2 separate regions of the Homo sapiens genome follow, and region 1 is linked to region 2. Evidence: chromatin loops called from intact Hi-C (ENCODE). Cell type or tissue: B cell. All regions are shown on one strand.

Evidence for each region. Peaks named below come from ENCODE experiments on the same cell type or tissue, not always from the same donor. Only the 100,000 strongest peaks of a DNase experiment are listed, where the experiment ranks them.
Region 1: it touches region 2 in a loop (4-fold over the local background); 52 of 110 quality-filtered maps call a loop at or near these places.

Annotation. Positions count from the first base shown.
Region 1 is chr16:89,859,882-89,862,381 of GRCh38, reverse strand. SPIRE2 (spire type actin nucleation factor 2) reads right to left here. Exons shown (of 15, transcript NM_032451.2): 10 at 1,587-1,699. Among named protein-coding and RNA genes, the nearest start is that of TCF25, 12 kb to the left of the region's middle. RefSeq lists an enhancer at 1,225-1,314. In B cell, CTCF peaks have their summits at 1,171 (motif pointing right) and 1,379 (motif pointing right); a DNase peak (open chromatin) is centred at 1,391; H3K27me3 peaks cover 416 bases.
Region 2 is chr16:89,763,880-89,766,379 of GRCh38, reverse strand. FANCA (FA complementation group A) reads left to right here. Exons shown (of 43, transcript NM_000135.4): 28 at 1,314-1,490. Among named protein-coding and RNA genes, the nearest start is that of ZNF276, 44 kb to the right of the region's middle. RefSeq lists enhancers at 1,071-1,140, 1,301-1,410. In B cell, no CTCF peak of the experiment used is centred here; a DNase peak (open chromatin) is centred at 1,309; H3K4me3 peaks cover 1,736 bases; H3K27ac peaks cover 1,819 bases.

The sequences.
Region 1 (2,500 bases), 96 kb before region 2:
AATGTGTCCTCTAATTCCTTAAGAAGTGGGCCTTGGCCGGGTGCGGTGGCTCACGCCTGTGATCCCAGCACTTTGGGAGGCCGAAGAGGGCGGATGACGAGGTCAGGTCCCAGCACTTTGGGAGGCCGAAGAGGGCGGATGATGAGGTCAGGAGATCGAAACCATCCTGGCTAACACGATGAAACCCCGTCTCTACTAAAAATACAAAAAATTAGCCGGGTGCGGTGGTGGGCGCCTGTAGTCCCAGCTACTCGGGAGGCTGAGGCAGGAGAATGGCATGAACCCGGGAGGCGGAGCTTGCAGTGAGCCGAGATGGCGCCACTGCACTCCAGCCTGGGCGACAGAGCCAGACTCTTGTCTCAAAAAAAAAAAAAAAAAGAAGTGGGCCTTAATTCTCTCCCTCCCCTTGAGAATAGGCTGGACTTAGTGACTCATTCCTAGTGAGTTGGGACAATGTGGCACTGCTGGACTTGGTCATAAATACTCAGTGGCTTTCACTGCGCTCACTCTTGAACCACGTGCTCTGGGGGACGCCAGCCACCACGCTGTGGGGATCCCCAAGCAGCCCGAGAGAGGCCTACACAGCAAGGGACTCACGCCTCCTGCTCACAGCTGGGTGAAGACGCCACTTCAGACGGCTCCTCCAGCCCCGATTTGACCCTTCAGTCGAGATCAGGCCCCACTGCCATCCTAACTGCAGCCTCACGAAAGACCCTGAGCCATGGCCACACAGCTAAGACACTGCCGGAGTCCCAACCCTCAGAAACTGTGAGATAATATATATTTGTTATTTTAAGATGCTGCATTTTGAGGTAACTTTTGATGCAGTGATATATAGCTAATCCTAGGCTAACGGGGCAAGCCCTGCCTTCGGTGGGATACGACCTAGGCTAACAGGGCAGGCCCTGCGTTTCGGTGGGGATACGCACAGTGCCTTGCATTTATATAAGGCTCATAGTTCTCAAAGCATTTTAACATCTGTTCTCATCTGAGCCGCTGGATAAAACCTCAAATAGTGACAGCAACCACACCGTTCACATCCCTCCAACACCTGCATGCTGCCACCGTGGCCCACGGGCCGCACACTCCCCTTACCTCAGTTGATTAAATCCTGCACCAGAACTCAGGTCCACGTGGGCCTCAAGATGTCAGCAAAGGTGAGCTCTTCACAATTACAGGTCAGATAAGAAACCGAGGGCAGAGGGGCTGAGCAGTACCGTGGCGGCGTCACGGCCAGAGTCAAGGTCTCGACCCAGTGAACCCCCCTCACACTGACCTCCAGGCACAGGGCACGCAGGTTCACCGTCTGCCCTAACCCCACACTGAACCCTTCAATTAGGGACCAGGCTCCGGGGCCGCAGTGCAGTGCGGTTCGGCCCCAGCAGGCGGCAGCAGAGACCACGGCCCCAGACCAGCAGCTCCACCACTGGTGCCCCATGTTCAGACCGCGCCCCCCCAGACGGACGCTCAGGCCACACCCCCCAGACAGGTGCTCAGACCCATCTCCCAGACCTGGCTGGCGGCGGGAAGGTGGGTGCAAAGACGCCCCCTGGGCCGCCCTGGACGACAATCGCACCCTCACTCACCAGCCACAGGTGTTTGGCATCGGGGGTCATGGAGGCCTCGGGTCTGTCCCCCGAGGAGCCCCGGTTGCTGAGTAGGGGGTGGCTGGGGTCAGAGACACTCGCGGGACAGGTACCTGGGGGAGAGCAGAGGCTCCATCAGGACTGCCTGGCAGGAGCTGTGGTAAAGAGGACTGTGCCCAGGGGATGATAGAGATGGTGGAGGGCTCCAGGGGAACCAAGCAAAAGGTCAAGGGGAGAAGCGGCCGGGCAGTAGCTACACGGGCAGTTCTAGCACTTAGGAGGCCGAGGCGGGTGGAACCTTGAGCCTAGGAGCTTGAGACCACCCTGGGCAACGTAGCGAGACCCTCAGCTCTATAGAAAAATATAAAAGTTAGGCAGGCATCGTGAAACATGTCGGTAGTCCTAGCTACTCAGGAGGCTGAGGCGGGAGGATTGCTTGAGCCCAGGAGGCCAAGGCTGCAGTGAGCTATAATGGTACCTCTGCACTCCAGCCTGGGCAGCAGAGCAAGACCTTGTCTCAAAAAGAAGAAAAAAGCGAAGAGGGTGGCTCCAACATTAGGACATTCATCGGGGCCCATGTGGTATAGAGGGTCCACAGGACCCCGGAAGGGCCCCCGTGTCTGAGCCCCAGAATGAGCTGGCATGGGCAGTCCCACAGCAGCAGTGAGCCAGACCCTCCTCCTGCAGTCCACACCTCACACTGGAGCTGGGGTCGACCTCCCTCCCTCCACCAACTCCCAGAGGCTGAGGCACAGCTCCAGGTGGGGGAGGCCGAGGTTAAGTAAGTGTGAGGTTTGGAACTGGCCTGGCCTGGACCTCTTAACACTGGGAAGGGGCTGTAAGCACCAAACACGATTGTCCCGAGACTCTGGCCCCACAGGCAGACAAGGAGGCCTGGCCGTGCCTGCTGGGAT
Region 2 (2,500 bases):
AGTAAAGGTGAAATGGCACTGCAAACCAGTGTTGTCCTTTTATAGGATTTTAATGAACGTCTCGTGTATAAAATAGTGGTTTTCAGGCTGGGCGTGGTGGCTCATGCCTGTAATCCCAACACTTTGGGAGGCCGAGGCGGGCAGATCATGAGGTCAAGAGATCGAGACCAGCCTGGCCAACATGGTGAAACCTGGTCTCTACTAAAAATACAAAAATTAGCCAGGCGTGGTGGCGCACGCCTGTAATCCCAGCTACTTGGGAGGCTGAGGCAGGAGAATCGCTTGAACCAGGGAGGCAAAGGTTGCAGTGAGCCGAGACTGCACCACTGCACTCCAGCCTGGGCAACAGAGCGAGACTCCACCTCAAAAAAAAAAAAAAATAAATAAATAATGGTTTTCAACTTCAGGCTTCACATTAGAATCAACTGAGAAGCTTTTGAAACTATAGATTCCTGGCCCCTTTCCAGATAAATTAAGTCAGAATCTGGGAGCAGCCCCTGAGGATCCAGGGTGCACGTATTTCCAGTTATTTCCTCTGAGGAACTTTGTCCCTGGTGCCAAGTTTTTAAAGAAAACATGGAGTTTGAGCTTAGGAGAGGGCAGCGTGGTTCCCACCCAGCATGCTGAGCAGGGACGACAGTCCTTGGAGCAGGCTGGTTATAAACATGGGAGGCTCTCATCTCCTCGGGGGCAGAGATGGACACGGTCACGCAGCACCAATAGTGTGTCTGGCTTGTCCAGTTGGTGTGCATTTTTGGTGGGAACGCCATTCCTGGCAGAGGCCTAGAGATGGGCTGTTTCACTGCCCGGGACCAAACCAGCCCTACCCCTGGGAGGCAGTTTTGTTCCTGCAATTCTGCTTCCAGACATTTAGCTCAAGGAAGCAGTCAGATGGCAGGAAGGTCTGCACATAGGCTCTTCCCTGGAGCACTGTGCACAGCCATGATCGCTGAGGGGCTCTGCACCCTTCCAGGGGCTGGACTGAGGTCCCCTGAACGTGGGGTTGTGTGTTGTGCCCTCCCAGGGGCTGGACTGAGGTCCCCTGAACGTGGGGTTGTGTGTTGTGCCCTCCCAAGGGCTGGACTGAGGTCCCCTAAACGTGGGGTTGTGTGTTGTGCCCTCCCAGGGGCTGGACTGAGGTCCCCTGAACGTGGGGTCGTGTATTGCGCCCTCCCAGGGGCTGGACTGAGGTCCTCTGAATGTGGGGTTGTGTGTGTGGGCTGTTGATGGTCTGTTTCCACCTGAGCATTTGCTCAGCCACTCACAGTGAAACTTGCGCAATGAAGAAACGGCCGGGTCACTCTCTGTTTCAGTTTCAGTTCCTCATGTTCAGATTGTTCTCAGAGGCCCGACAGCCTCTTTCTGAGGAGGACGTAGCCAGCCTTTCCTGGAGACCCTTGCACCTTCCTTCTGCAGACTGGCAGAGAGCTGCCCTCTCTCTCTGGACACACAGAACCTTCCGAGAGGTGTTGAAAGAGGAAGATGTTCACGTAGGTGACCGTTCCTTCTCCTGCATCATGCCACGTCCTGAGTCTAGGGTTTGTGTGTGCTCCTCGGGCAAGAACAGCAGCACGTAGGTGACCGTTCCTTCCCCTGCATCATGCCACGTCCCGAGTCTAGGGTGTGTGTGTGCCGACTGTCTCCTCGTCTCGAGTCTAGGGTGCGTGTGCCGACTGTCTCCTCAGAGGCAAGAACAGCAGCACTTAGATGGTTTGATTGGAATCTTGACTAAAATCGTTGTGGCCTCATGTGCAGCTCTTAAGAAATTATACAGATACTGGGCACGGTGCTCACACCTGTGATCCCAGCACTGTGGGAGGCCAAGGCGGGTTGATCACCTGAACTCAGGAGTTCAAGACCAGCCCGGGCAACATAGTGAAACCCCATCTCTACAAAGAATGCAAAAATTAGCTGGGCACAGTTGTGTGCACCTTTGGTTCCAGCTACTTGGGAGGCTGAGGCAAGAGAAATCACTTGAGCCCAGGAGGTGGAGGTTGCAGTGAGCCAAGATCACGCCACTCTATTCCAGCCAGGATGACACAGCAAGACCCTGTCTCAAAAAAATATATTAATAAATACAGAGAAACCCTGCTATACTTTCTCAGTTTCTCCCAACACGAACTTCTTTTTTTATTTTTACTGATATATTTTTTGAGACAACGTCTCGCTGTGCTCAGTGGTGCAGTCTTGGCTCACTGCAGCCTCTGCCTCCTGGGTTCAAGCAATTCTCATGCCTCAGCCTCTCCAGTAGCTGGGACTACAGGCGCCTGCCACCACGCCCGACTAATTTTGGTATCTTTAGTACAGACGGGGTTTCACCATGTTGTCCAGGCTGGTCTTAAACTCCTGGCCTCAAATTACCCACACGCCTTGGCCTCCCAAAATGCTGGAATTACAGGCGTGAGCCATTGCGCCCGAGAACTTGTTTTTTGTTGTTGTTGTTGTTTTGTTTTTTTTTTCTGGTGGAGTCTTACTCTGGGGCACAGTGGCGCAATCTTGG